Regions from separate parts of the Homo sapiens genome. Here regions 1, 2 and 3 are each linked to region 4. A link is a contact called in ENCODE Hi-C or POLR2A ChIA-PET data. All regions are on one chromosome and are shown on one strand. The core of a region is the stretch at or near the end of the contact, and the rest is flanking DNA. Distances in the headings are between cores, read along the strand shown.

Evidence for each region. A loop is a pair of places that touch in the nucleus more often than their neighbours do. ChIA-PET counts read pairs that join two places held with the same protein, here RNA polymerase II (POLR2A). Pooled maps may share reads with other maps.
Region 1: a map of PC-3 shows a loop between it and region 4 (2.6-fold over the local background). The contact joins two enhancer-like sites. A Hi-C loop is called at or near these places in 2 of 168 maps with a recorded cell type or tissue (PC-3 and endothelial cell of umbilical vein), 1 of 37 single-sample maps with no recorded cell type and 7 of 50 pooled maps.
Region 2: a map of naive thymus-derived CD4-positive, alpha-beta T cell shows a loop between it and region 4 (5-fold over the local background). The contact joins two enhancer-like sites. A Hi-C loop is called at or near these places in 4 of 168 maps with a recorded cell type or tissue (CD4-positive, alpha-beta memory T cell, endothelial cell of umbilical vein and naive thymus-derived CD4-positive, alpha-beta T cell), 1 of 37 single-sample maps with no recorded cell type and 11 of 50 pooled maps.
Region 3: a map of MCF 10A shows a loop between it and region 4 (14-fold over the local background). The contact joins two enhancer-like sites. A Hi-C loop is called at or near these places in 29 of 168 maps with a recorded cell type or tissue (A673, B cell, CD4-positive, alpha-beta T cell and 21 more), 33 of 37 single-sample maps with no recorded cell type and 36 of 50 pooled maps. POLR2A ChIA-PET finds 5 or more read pairs at or near these places in 5 of 52 experiments (B cell, MCF 10A, OCI-LY7 and 2 more).

Annotation. Positions count from the first base shown.
Region 1 is chr2:120,107,213-120,110,640 of GRCh38, forward strand. The region is part of intron 16 of EPB41L5 (erythrocyte membrane protein band 4.1 like 5); the gene reads left to right. Among named protein-coding and RNA genes, the nearest start is that of EPB41L5, 96 kb to the left of the region's middle. Within about 2 kb of position 1,744, at least 9 of the 41 ENCODE cell types and tissues checked have a DNase peak (open chromatin) inside an H3K27ac peak, as active enhancers do.
Region 2 is chr2:120,311,656-120,315,130 of GRCh38, forward strand. No RefSeq gene overlaps it. Among named protein-coding and RNA genes, the nearest start is that of INHBB, 33 kb to the right of the region's middle. RefSeq lists an enhancer at 1,760-2,283. Within about 2 kb of position 1,661, at least 19 of the 41 ENCODE cell types and tissues checked have a DNase peak (open chromatin) inside an H3K27ac peak, as active enhancers do.
Region 3 is chr2:120,175,704-120,179,283 of GRCh38, forward strand. It overlaps EPB41L5 (erythrocyte membrane protein band 4.1 like 5), which reads left to right. Exons shown (of 25, transcript NM_020909.4): 25 at 1-3,416. Among named protein-coding and RNA genes, the nearest start is that of TMEM185B, 46 kb to the right of the region's middle. RefSeq lists an enhancer at 1,431-1,530. Within about 2 kb of position 2,313, at least 2 of the 41 ENCODE cell types and tissues checked have a DNase peak (open chromatin) inside an H3K27ac peak, as active enhancers do.
Region 4 is chr2:119,820,103-119,823,773 of GRCh38, forward strand. The region is part of intron 2 of PTPN4 (protein tyrosine phosphatase non-receptor type 4); the gene reads left to right. Among named protein-coding and RNA genes, the nearest start is that of PTPN4, 62 kb to the left of the region's middle. Within about 2 kb of position 1,294, at least 2 of the 41 ENCODE cell types and tissues checked have a DNase peak (open chromatin) inside an H3K27ac peak, as active enhancers do.

The DNA.
Region 1 (3,428 bases), core at 494-2,993, 290 kb after region 4:
TAGTTGTTTGAGCCATGGTACTGTCTTTGGTCAGGGCACACTCTTCATTTCTAAACCATGGTTCATTGCTTTGAGAGGCTGTTATTTTAGTGTTAGTCTTTGAATATTGGTTTGAAAATATTACAGTTACTATTTTTTATGATTGGTATTAGGACTTATGGATTTGCTAAAACAAAATCATCTTGTCTCAATAACGTTTTCTCTCTTTCCCACCACATTCTTCCTTCCTGAATTTTAATATGTGTTATACCACATCATCAGTTATATCTTGCTTTCCAGGATTGTTGTGAATGCTTGTATGTGAGATGCTTTTACATAAGGGCTAGGATTTGGAGATAATTCTGCGGTGGGGAAACAACTTTCTCTCCTTCCTTCTCCATGCCAGCCTCTTCCCCTACCCCCATGTATAAAATGTGATTTGTCAGATCCTTTCTAGATACTATGAATCGTGGATTTAGATATGGTAGTCTTCCTCTAACCCCCTTTTGCAGAACATAAACATTTCTCATCCTCTGTTCATACAATTTTTTACTTTAGTCACATGAAAACATTGTGAGAATGGAATCTTGTTCCATTAACGTTAACCTTGGTGGTGTAGAAATTAGGACATGAAGCATGTCACTTTCAGTGTAAAATATGTCAAGGAACTTCATTTCTTTCATCAATTCCTGACAATTGCTAATGTAGTAATGCACTTTAGTTGCTTTGAGCACTTTGGGCTGGTGAGAAGGGAAATACATAGTGTCTTTGTTAAAAGAATGAGTGAAGAGAAGAGAAAATTTTAAAAGAAATTGGTGAAAGGAAAATAACTTTGGCTTTTTTATTGTTATTTTTATACTGAAGTAGACAAACAATTGTTCCTGTTCTTCCTGAAGGAATTGTTGTCACAATTTTATTATTATTAGATAATTACCTAAGCTTCTGTGTTACAAGCTGTGGCCTCAGTTCTAGGTGGTGGTGCTTGAGTGAACATTTTACATTTTGTTCCTGACAGCTGGCCAGCATTGTGTTTATATTGGCATGGAAAAGAGATATCTGATTCAGAGAACAGTGTTTTCCAAGGATTGTGACTGAAGACTTCCTTAATGGTGTAATAATGTACCTCCTCATAAAAACAGGTTTGACAGCTGTAGCTCATTTTTTGTTGTTGAAGGAAGTTTTATTTGTTTTGTTTTTAACTACTTTTAATAAAGAATTGAGATCCAGTGTATGATTAAGATTTGTAAGAAATTGCAGATTCCTTAATAAAGCTCGCATCTACAGACATGACTAATCATTGATAATAATAAATGCAAAATATTTTAAATTATTAGGGGTAGAGTTAAAAAATGAAAAATAAAAGGTTATGATAATAGGAAGATGATTGCTGGCTTGATTTACCTTGTGGAACTAGTTAGAGGAGTATTCAGATAAATTGTGGAAAACATTAGAGGATGCAAAATACCACTGGAATTTATACCCATTAACAGAGAAGAGTTTCTTATTACAAAACTGTATTTGTAGCCCCACCAATAGCTTCAGGAATTATTTAATTATAAACTGTAGAAGTTTGGAGATAAGACCTGTGTTTAATAACTCGCATTAAATCTTTCTGGGGACATCATCAGCAAAACTCTTGGATAATTAGAAAGACCTGGGAAGATTGGGTTCTCTGGAATATCCAGGTTATCACTTTGAAATTTCACAATCATGTTGGAATAATAACATTAAAATATTTGAGTAGTAAAGGCATTGAATATCAGTCTGAGTCATCCACATTTGGTAAGGAGGCCTGGGGCATTTGTTGCAGTGAAAGATTTCAGGAGTCTTGTATTGATATCTCTTTTTTTGATTCATCTTATTTGTTGGACACCTACCAGAGTACCTCATTGGGTCTTCTTTATACACAGCCACTTATCATTATGCCTTTCCACATACCCTTGAATTTCTTGACCCTCTTCCTGTTGTATGCATCTGGTTAAATCCAACTCTGTATACTCTGCATATAGCTGGTGAATGTGAAATACACACAAAATTTTTGAGTGGTCTTTAAATTTTGACCACTAAGCTCAAGTGAGCCTTCAATGCTCCCTGATACCATATTACATTTCCTTAATCTATTTGTTCTCCTACAATGCTGGGCTGACTTTCTCCTCTTACAAACCACTTCCTCCTCTTACAAACCACTTCCTCCCTTCCTACTCTGTTCTCAGCTGATGACCTTGCTTCCTACTTTATTGAAAACATAAGCAATCAGAAGAGGTCTTCTCTGTACTCCCACCATTTTATCAGTGAACTTACCTGCATTTGGGAATTTGTTCCTTGCTTTCCCTGCTGTTACTCTAGGTGAACCATCCATACTCTAAGGCCCAGGTCCTCACTAGTCATTTAGATCCTCACCTCAAGTTACTCAAGACCATCATTTGAGCAATCCTCCGTTTTGTTCTACTGCATCGGTTTTCCCTTTCTACTGAAGTATTCTCATCAGAACAAAAACTTCCTAAGATAGCTCACATCATTTAAAAAAGAACTCCCTTGAATCTACCTCTTTTGGCAATTCCTCCATTTTTTTGTTTCACAGGTAGCAAAACTGTTTGCTTTGTAAGAATTGTCTATACTTGCTATCTCTTCTTTCTCTTAATCTCTTGAACCCATTCTAATCAAACATTGTCCCTGACACAGAGGACTGGGTATGATTGTGCAGATTGCATACTGTACAAGAGTGCCACATTTAGGAGAATGATGTTCACATAATTTATGACAGTGATTTTCCAGCAGATGGCACTAAGTGTCTTGTTCCGAAAAGATTAGTGTATTTGACAATTTTGCAAATTGGATGTGTCTTTTCAGAGGAGCATTGTTTTAATCCATATAAAGGCTCTGCCTTGAGTTAATAGTGTTATGCTACTACTCCACCAAAATAGCTTTATTAGATCACAAATGACCTGCATATTTCTAATCCCACAGTCCATCTTTTAGTCAGCTTAATTAGCATTCAGAAATCGCTCACTTCACGAAATTGTCATCACCTAGCTTAGAGATGTCACTATTTTTTATTGTCTTCTAACCTCCCTTCTAACACGCCATTGTCTTCTAACAAGCCATTGTTTTTAATCCCCTTTGCTAATGCCTACTTATCTCTCCAACCCCTAAACTCTGTTTAAGGAACTTTCCCGTAACAATTTATTCCCTTTGTAATATCATCCAGCATTATGGTTTTAAATGCTATCTATACACACTGGCAATTTCTCAGTTTATATCATCACCCTGAACTTTTAAATTTCCACACTTACATATCCAACTGCCTATCTGACATCTCTACTTAGGCATCTAATATAGGCATCTCATTTTAAATATTCTTTATTTTGAGGTAATGTTCAGCTTACAGAACAGTTTCAGGGATAGTACAGAAATTCCCACACCCTCCTGCCCTACCTTCCCCTATTTTT
Region 2 (3,475 bases), core at 411-2,910, 490 kb after region 4:
CAACATGATGAGACCCTGTCTCTATTAAAAAACAATAACTAGAAAAATTAGACATCTTTTTTTTTTTTTTTTGAGATGGAGTCTTGCTCTGTCGCCCAGGCTGGAGTGCAGTGGCACAATCTCAGCTCACTGCAATCTCTGCCTCCCAGGTTTAAGGAATTCTCAGCTTCAGCCTCCTGAATAGCTGGGATTTCAGGGACGTGCCACCACGCCCAGCTAATTTTTTTGTATTTTTAGTAGAGATGAAGTTTCACCATCTTGGCCAGGCTGGTCTTGAACTCCTGACCTCGTGATCCACCTGCCTCGGCCTCCCAAAGTACTGGGATTACAGGCGTGAGCCACCGCGCTCAGCCGAAAAATTAGCCTTCTTTTTAAAAAGCATGCTGCTTTAATAAACTTATCATTTCCTATGTTTTTTCGTGGTTTGTTTGGAAATTAGCAACTAGCTTTCCTCTTCTGGTTCATCATTGATTAGCCATAAACGGATCCAGAGATTCCTATTGGAACCTGTTTGGGGCCCTCTAGCTCTTCCTCTGCCCACCTACAGGAAGAAGCCTCACAGGTGACTCCACTGTGGACTTGCAGACCCTGGCCCTAAGGGTTCATTCACCATCCCTGATGCTGGGGCGGGGCTGCTCTGAGCTCTGGTTATCTTGTGTACTTGATGACCATGTACAAACTTATGCTCCCCGCCATGATTTCTTTCTAAAGTTATCCGAGAAAGAAATTCTTTTTTTCTTTTCTTTCTTTTCTTTTCTTTTTTTTTTTAGATAGACTTTCGCTCTTGTTGCCCAGGCTGGAGTGCAGTGGTGCGATCTTGGCTCACTGCAACCTCCGCCTTGTGGGTTCAAGCAATTCTCCCGCCTCAGCCTCCCAAGTAGCTGGGATTATAGTAGGCGTGTATCACCACACCCGGCTGATTTTTTTGTATTTTTAGTAGAGATGGAGTTTCACTATGTTGGTCAGACTGGTCTCGAACTCCTGACCTCAGGTGATCCACACACCTCGGCCTCCCAAAGTGCTGGGATTACAGGTATGAGCCATCACGCCCGGATGAGAAGGAAATTCTATCAACGAGGATGTGTGTTAAAAAGTGTCAGAAAACATGAGTTTGAAAAAAGACTTATCACACAGCCAATGCTTTATGTCTCCCTCTTCAGTTTACGTCTGTTTCCTGATAATAATAACAAAACAGTCCTAACAACGTCTGAAGATTGCATTATCTTTTCAGAATCCTTTCACATCCCCTGGCAACCCTAGCTGCTGGACAGGGAGGGTGTCAGCATTGCTTCTTGGTACGTGGGTCCCTGGGCGCAGCGACCTAGCACAGCAGGCGGTGAAGTTAGTTGCGCAGTGAATGGTGCCGGTCTCCGCGTTCTCAGGACTGCTCCGGTTGGGAGATGGAGAGAGGCGAATCAGGACTACGTGGCGCCTCAGGTTCTGGAGGGTTCCTCTACCTCCTCCCTTCCTCCCATTCTCCGCACTTAAAATGAGACACGGATTCCTTCCCGACCACATACGGGGGGCTTCCCCCAGCATGAAACTTTCAGGTGCTTCTTATAGCTCCCACTCCATTTCACTTTTATGTGTAAAGGGTAGTTGCATATAAAAATGACATTTTAATATCGTAAGTCCCCAGCGGCACCAAAGCTCAAGCTGCCCTTTTTGGTAAACACCTAGCTCCGCCTAGTGGCCACGGGAAAGTGCGTTTTCCCGAGAAAACGCTGCGTGGCTGGCCTGCCCCGCTCTCGGCGGAGGGAGCTCTGGTAACGCTTTGTAAACTGACTCGGCGAGGAGAGCACCTGCCTGAATCACTCCCTTGAAAAAGGCCCAAGTGCAGTTGTTTCCTTTAATGACCTGCGCTATTACAGGCTTTGGATTTTGTGTGTGCGCCAAGAAGAAGGGTAAACAACACACAAACTCTTGAAGGGAAGGTTTCCTTCGGAGAGCGGGGCAGACAACATAAGCCGCACTGTTTGTGAGGGCCGGTGGTTTCGCTTTTATGGCATCAATCAGTTTGTATTGTAATTGATAGGAATCCTGTTCCCACACTGAGTTTTGTTTACTGAGAAAAGATTTGGAGAGTAAAGGGAGGCCCCAGCCCTTAGCCGGAATCCCAGCCAACTCTTCCTCCAGATGAAACAGAAGCAGGAGGACCCCACAGCCAGGCGGAGCCACGCCCGCCCCGAGGAGCACCGGGCTCCATCGCCTTCCCCCAGATTGCAGCGGACCTTGATTTCAAGAAACATTCCCGCCGTGTCAACAGCAGCCCTGTGCAGCGGCTGCCCCGGGCCCCACCCGCTGTGAACCGACGCAATGGCCTTCACTTCAAGGACTGCCCTCTCACACCCGAGCAAGCTGACCTCAGAGGTCTGGGGCAGCCGGGCAGGGGACGCACCACTCTCACCCGCGGGCAGTCCTCTGGGTGGGTTCTGACCGTGACCTGTGAGCTGGACCACGGGACACTTTTGGCATATTCTGCTTGGGTGCGTGGCAGGTCGTGGTGACCATCTTGTCTTACGCGTCATTTTGTCCTTCTACATTGTTCCAGCCACGTGTGTCTGACCTAGAGCTGTGGTGTGGGGAGACTGTCTCTGACTGCGGGGGTTGTGGAGTCTGGGAAATGGGCTCACCTTCCAGACCCTGTAATTCAGCTTTGCCTCCAGGAGCTCCGGACGGAGCTGGCAGCAGAAAGCCACTTGCACATAATGAAACGGTGACCATATGCTGCCTAAATCTCCACGCAGGCTTGTCGTAGCAGCTCCTTGTCACCCAGCTAACAGTAGCTGGACTCGCCTTGCCATAGATGTTCACACCTCTCCCCTCCTGTCCTGTGCCTTTCCTTCTGCGCTCCCGAAATCACAGATCCTTGGTCTGTGCGGGGAAAGACATCTTTGGGCTTCTGCTCTTCATGGATGCGGGTGCTGTGTCAGCCTCCCCCGGCCCTCCTTCCCTCCCCAGCCTCCTCCTTCCCCACCTGTATGCGGTGGGTCCCTGGAAGAGCTCCAAAGCACTTTCTTTCATCCCTCGACTGAGGTTTTATTTTTAATTAGAAAGCCAAGCACACTTTTAACAGCCACAGCCAGACTGAGCAAGCTCTTCTGAAGCAGCGCAAAGGTGGAAGCCTGTGCTGCTGATGTGGCTGGGCTCACGGAAGATGACGGGCTTCCTGCCAGCTTGCACTAGCCTTGGAGGAAACCTTTGTTGTGTAGGAGGCAAATCACCCAGGGCAGTGTTTTCCTAACTTCTTCTGTCCTTAAACAACTGACCACAATCTGTGCCTTCCTCAGGCCCAGGCTTTCCCATCTCTGTCCTGAACACTCTTCACTCCACGGGCTTCAAGGTAATTTTTTCTCCCTGGTGACATCGTCGGTGCCGCCTCCTGCCCCCGGCACACTCGTCCACACACAGAACAGCAGCTTGTTTCTCCATCACTGTGTCATTCCCTTTGAGCCATAATCCTTTCCTTCCTGCC
Region 3 (3,580 bases), core at 1,063-3,562, 360 kb after region 4:
AGGCATCTGCACTCCTCCGAGCCCGGTGGAGAATGCAGGCTGCTGTAGTCTCAGGTAATGAAGGCACAGCACAGCAGTACTCCACATTGTTTCCTATTTGGACATAGACTTCATTTCCTTTCAGTATAAGCTGAATAAATTTAGAGCTTTCAAACTGGAAAAAAAAATGAAACAAAACAAATACACCAAGACCAAAATAGGCAATAGGAACAGGGGTGAAGGGATGTTGTTTCTTAAATACCTACCATGTATGAAGCTATACACAGCATATACCGAAAGAACCTGCATTGCACTAGGAATTCTGTGTTAGTTTAAAAGAGATCTCTAAAACTTCCCCATCCCTTTGGGCCTGTACAAAGAAATTCTGGATGTTAAAATAATATATACTCATCACAGAAAAATAAAGTATAGCAATGTCCATCTGTAATTCTAATACCCAGAAATAACGCTATTTAGCTTTATAATTTTCGAATGAACAAGGTAAACCTCGGTTGCCATGGGGAAGAAGGATGATGTGGAAACCATATTGGTAAAGTTGTTAATCCCTCGTTATGGAGAACTGATCTTAAGCTATACCTCCTGGAATTTGCTTTCTAGTTTTCTGTCCTGCAATATGTATATAATTAAGCACTAATTTGTACTGCTTAGCATAAAAGAACATCCAGTCTTAGATCCTTAAAACTTCATGGATTGGACTTTCCTGGGCTCCTTATAACATAATCGTGTGTCCAGGCAAACGCACACTAGTGTCTGACTGGAAAGCTCAGGAATTTTAATCTTGCACTGTTTCCCAGGGAGCTGTAGTGATTGGAACCCACGTTTGCACAAAACATTTTTGCAGAAGGAAAGTCAACACTTCTTGCTGGCTGCCTCCCCTTAGCCATTATGCTAAAAACAGCTTCTGAGTTTCACTGGTGGGGCTCTTGCCAGTTCTTAATTATAGGACATATTTTCTCAAAGCTGAAGGTGACACCTAGAACCAGGGGCTTGACCCAGGACATGATGGAATGAGCATCAAATTTTCAGTGTCTTGGCAACCGTAGATGTCCTACAGGGTTACCGTTGTGCTGCTCACCACAGAGCAGCTGAGGCATTATGCCTTGGAAGACCTAAATCTCCCATCCAGTTCAGGAGGTGACAACATCCTTATTTTAAACTTCCTAAAATTAGGAATTAGGTAGTTGGACATAGTCTGTGACCTTTATGTCGTTGGATACCTGTATTCTTGACAGTTAGAATATTGGTAGGGACTTTGTTAAAATTCACTTGAATTTCAAGCTCAGAGGAAACTTTGTCTCATGCCCTGACATGAAGTGGCAAACACGGAAGTTCATACTTGAATGCTGAATTGGCCCCGACAGATTAAATGCGTGTTGGGGATTGGTTTCCTGTCATAGCTGCTGCTGCTGCCATGCGCAGAGCTGCTGTAACAGCTCTTCCTGTTCTGCTCCCCTGAGAACAGTGTGGTGGGGAGAGGCAGGGCTGAGGTGGTCTACGAATGTGGCAGGTAGGGAAGGGGAGATGTCTGTCTCTTGAGAAGAGAGAGGCATGTGTGCCGGCATCCTTGATGGGTTCAAAGAGAAAGGTTGGAGATGATAGTGGGTGAGAAGCAGGCTGGTGAGACTGGGCTGAGGTTGGAGAAGGGGCAGCCGGGGGCACTGCTGAGGGTTTGCCGTGCACGCCTCGGACGGAGCACGGTGGGGTGGCGGGGAGCAGATAGTGCTGCCTCCCTGCGGGCAGACAGGAGAGGAACCTCAACTCAGTCCATTTCATAGCCCTGATAGGGGAAGTGGGAGTTGACAGGATGGTTTAAAATAAGACGTGAAGGTTTCAGTTACCTGCTCTAGACTTTGCCTGAGAACTTGTAAATTAATCAGTGAGACCTAATTTGTGACATGTCAGTAGCATCATCTTTTGACACACAGGAGGTCATGGTCATTTCATTCCTACTCTTCAGGAGACACTGCTGAACAGAGGAATGATTCTGTTCCTTGTGTGCTTACTTCCTTAACATTTATACATTGTTTTAAGAAAAAACTTTTAAAAATATTTCTTATAGTCTCCTAACATTTGTCTCTAGCCTTTGCCTTTGTACAATCACAGATATCCTATGGAGATTTAAGGATGAAAGCCCTGAGTTGTTCTTGGGTTCTTGGATCTGGACTACTTGTTATCTTATGCTTCTCACTTCTGGCTAAAACTTGCACCTCTTCTTCTCTTAGCTAAGCCCCAAAATGAAGATTTCCTTCAGAAGTCTTGTTAGCAGAATTATTTATCAGTCACAGAGAGAAAAATCTGCTATTTTTCTAAGTAAGAGTCTCGAGAAGCAGAGTTTTTGTCTTGTCATTGAGAGGAGTCAGCAGTCTTGTTCTGTAAAGGACCAGAGATGGTAAATACTGTCCCACTCAGCTCTGCTGGCGCAGTACAGCAGCAGCAGCCCCAGCACAGCTGTGTTCCTGCGGAGTCCCCTTTACAAAGCCGCTGACCCCTGATGTGAAACTTTGTAGAGCAGCAGAGTGGCTGCGTGAAACGGGAGGCTGGCAGGTCCTCAGATAGGTTCTGCAGTGTTACCTGTCACTTGGAGGCAGCCAACACTTCTGGACATTGCATCCTTATTCACACATGTGGCAGCTGAACGAGGTGCTGTTGTGGGTGTCTCAGCTCTGAGGGTCTTTGTGAGCTCCCACTGTTGTGGGTGTCTCAGCTCTGAGGGTCTTTGTGAGCTCCCACTGTTGTGGGTGTCTCAGCTCTGAGGGTCTTTGTGAGTTCCCACCAACTTTTAATTATTCATGCCCTTGACCATGTGGTTGCTTGGAGACCTGGGGTCTTCTGCAGACTGAAGAAGACACATTTCTAGATTATTTGTCCTTTTTATCCTCTCAAAAATTTAAACACTGTACCTCTTCAGTGGTCAGAAGAAAGTTGGAAACTTTTCCTACATATTAGGCGTTAGTATGAGGACATTTGTTTGAATTATAGAAATTTGCCCTGAGCTGAACTGGGTTGTGTTAACACATTGGTAGAGCTATGATTCCTTCCCAGTTCTAAGAGATACGATCTGTAAGTCCCTATGTCACCACATTGCTTGAGATGATCATTCAGTTACTTGTCAGGATTTCTCCTCTTCAGAGAGATTTTTTTTTATAGCACAGATTCCTTTGCCCCTTTTATCTCCTTATCTGGATATGATAAGTGGTTATGAGGGTCTCACTAACTATTTTGTGTTTACCTTTTATATGTGTAAAACTTTGCAGTAGCATTTAAAGTGTAATTTATTTTTCTATCAAGTGCACTATTCATTTAGTGTGTTCCAGTTTTATATGACTTGTATTAGAAACACTGCACTGAGTTGTTTGTACACTGAAATGAGAACTCTAGATGTAACTCTATTCAAATAAACCTTCGTGAGACATTCATGTTTTTGTGCACTGTTTCTGTTTCTTGGAACTGTGATTCCTACATGCTGACCTCAACAGAGTTAGACCAGATCCACTGTTGGTACAAACCTGAGGAAGTGAGCAGAAGCAGCCGCACTGTTTTTAGGTTGATTTCCATGTTTTTGTGGTGTAAATTTGGGAGT
Region 4 (3,671 bases), core at 44-2,543:
CTCCCACCTCGACCTCCCACACTGCTGGAATTATAGGCATGAGCCGCGGTGCCTGGCCTATTTGGCTCTTAAATGTGCTGCCTTTTGACTTATTTCATATTCTTGAAGGGAATAATCATTTAAATATTTTTGCCATCATAGTGCTTTGTATGTCTCTCCTGAAGCTCATTTAATAGCATGTCCATCTGTGATAGATGTGATCTGTTCTTTGGGAAAGGATGTATGACATAGCTCTGTTTTCTTCCTAGTACTTGCATAAAGAAACTTTCAGTATTCATTGGAATGGAGTTGGTGAGCATAGAAAGAGTTATAGTTATCACATAAGGAAGCTACATGACTCACTCTCTGCTGCCTCACTGCTTCCCCTGGGTAATTGTCTGTCCTGATTCCCATGTGGATTCAAGAATCCCCCAAGGAAGCCCTGGTGGGAAGACCTGGAAGGTCTGGCTCTTTGCCCAGATGCTGGTGTTGGTGTTGATGTTGATGGATGTGCTCTGCTGATCATAATACTCTAGAGAAGAAATTGCATCTTATCTTTGAACCCACCATTCATAATGTTTATTCCTAACTCAAATTGGATAGTTCAGTATCTGTATATCAGGAATTTGGTTTCATATTAAAGGTAATATCCATTTATTTGAGTCTTTGCCCTTATTATTTAACATTCTTTTCAATAATTAGACTTAATAATTATGCTTCCAAATGTTTAAAATAAAGCTGGACTTGCACATATATATATGTATACTTTACATATATATATACACAGCTTTACATACACACATGTGTGTGTATGTAAAGCTGGACTTGCATGTGTATATGTATACACGTATACATGTATGCACACATAGCAAGATTTACTTTTGAAAATATTTATCCTGAAACTCCTTTATCCTCTTGGTAATTCAGTATAGTAGCTCTTCCTCTTAAATATTATTCCTAGTGACATTTTATGACTCTGTTTTTCCATTTACCTTTTGAATTCTATCCATAATTTTTTTTTTTTTTTTTTTTGAGACAAAGTATCACTCTGTCACCAGGCTGGAGCAGTGGCGTGATCTCGGTTCACTGCAACCTCCGCCTCCCAGGTTCAAGTGATTCTTCTGCCTCAGCCTCCCAAGTAGCTGGGACTACAGGCGCCTGCCACCATGCCCAGCTAATTTTTATATTTTTAGTAGAGATGAGGTTTCACCATGTTGGCCAGGATGGTTTCAATCTCTTGACCTCGTGATCTGCCCAGCTGGGCCTCCCAGAGTGCTGAGATTACAGGTGTGAGCCACCGCCTCTGGCCTCTATAATTTTTAGTGTATCAGTTTGGTTTCCACCAAGAAAAGTGACAGCTGTACTATGTGAGGAATTAGTAATAGTATTATGACACTTTTTTTTTTGAATGTGCAGACATTTCCTTTTGATGATTCATTTGATTTGTTTATGATAAACTTCAGAGCATGTAGTTTTGGCTTTCTTTTGCAATTATTTAATTTTTTCATGTAAAATCTGGATGTTGATAGGCACTTGATACATTAAATAGGTACTTAATTTTAGCACTAGGTTAATTTACAACTTTGGATTCACTGTATTTTTTGACATCACTTACTTTGAATCACTGTGAGATGACTTTCATTTTTCTTCATCAAGAATATCTTGTGTGGGATGTGTGCTAGTTCTTTATATCCTTCGTTTTTGAAAATGTCTTAAGTTTTACCCTAGACTTAATTGATAGTTTGGGTAGAGAATTTTAGATTGGAAATAATTTCTCAGAGTTTTGAAAATATTGCCTTCTATTAATATTGCTGATGAGGAGTCTGATACTATTTCAATTCCTGATTGTTTATGTATGACGTATTGTTTGTAGACATTTAAAACGTGTTTTCCTTTTCACTTTTTTTTTTGCTTAAATTTCATGTAGATTGTGCATGAAATCCACCAGCTTGCAATATGACACTCTTTTGCTTTCCACTATGCTTGATGTCCCTAGATTTGAAGCCACTTCAGTTTATCTTAGAATAATTCAGGGGAGGTATGGGATTGAGAACTGAGGGACACAACTGTTCCCTACATGGATCTTCAACCTTCCTTTCCCATTTTTAGCCTCATGCCTTATCTTGCTGTTTCTCACACTTATCCTCCAATGTTTGAGCCTTTCTGTATATTTGATTTGCTTCCTGTTGATATCTTTCTCTGCAGGTATTTGGTGTTTAGCTCTGCTGTCTCTTCCACATGCTTTCTATCTTCCAAAGTGTATTAGTATCCCCTCCCCCCCCCTTTTTTTTTTTTGAGATGGATTCTCATTCTGTTGCCCAGGCTGGAGTGCAGTGGCGTGATCTCAGCTCACTGCAACCTCCACCTTGCGGGTTCAAGTGATTCTCCTGCCTCAGCCTCCCAAGTAGCTGGGACTACAGGCATGTGCCACCATGCCCAGCTGATTTTTATATTTTTAGTAGAGACGGGGTTTCACTATGTTGGTCAGGTTGGTCTCGATCTCCTCACCTCGTGATCCACCTGCCTCGGCCTCCCAAAGTGCTGGGATTTCAGGCGTGAGCCACCGCACCCGGCCTGTGTGTTAGTATCTCTTTAGCCGATATCTTCTCTCCTTTTGTTGTTCTTGTGGTTTTTATGTTTTTAGTACATTCCTTCTTTTTTTTTCCCCCTCAAATTAGTGGGCTTTCAGGAATGAGTAAAGGTAAACACATTTTCAGTCCATCACATTTAACTGTAGGTTTAAGCATTTTTGAACAGTAAGTTATTAATTCTTTTTCCTTTAGAAGACTAACAACAGTGGATGGTGGTTTGCCATGACATTTGAAGTCACATTCTTGTATTTTAATTAAAATCAAGTTTTTATTTTTGAAGTTTGCCTCTCCCCCCATTTCTATTTTACATGTGTTTTGGGGACTATAACAAGAGTCACCTTAACCAGTTTGTAATCAAGCACCTAAATATTGCAATCTTATCTCAACCTTTATTCTTTTACTGTAACTGCTTCCTCAGTGATTATTATCTAGTTAAGAAATTCATCAGTTTATCAAGGCTCATTTTGTTTGACCTCTAGGAGCTTTAAAAACTGGTACTGCTCCTTATTTCAAGGAAAGCTCTCTTCTCTGTGATCACATTCTGGATATACTTCATCTGTTTCTTTTTTTTTTTTTTTTGGAGACGCAGTCTCGCTCTGTCGCCCAGGCTAGAGTGCAGTGGCTCGATCTCCGCTCACTGCAAGCTCCGCCTCCCGGATTCACGCCATTCTCCTGTCTCAGCCTCCCGAGTAGCTGGGACTCCAGGTGCCCGCCACCACGCCCGGCTAATTTTTGTATTTTTAGCAGAGATGGGGTTTCACCATATTAGCCAGGATGGTCTCCATCTCCTGACCTCGTGATCCACCCGCCTCGGCCTCCTAAAGTGCTGGGATTACAGGCGTGAGCCACCGTGCCCAGCCCATCTGTTTCTTACATATCAGTATTCCTTGAGGATTTACTATTGTCTTTTGTATCTTTTCACTTTCAATTATTTCGTGGTTGCTGAAGATTGTGGTATCTGTTATCTCTAGTTTGGATATCTTTCCACAACTCAAATTCTGTGTTTGCTGAAGATTTCAGTGGTGGTTTTAAAATCTTCGAAATATTTCTTACTGAGAGAGAGAGGCTGTATTCCCTTTACTTGAACCTTGGTGAGCCTTT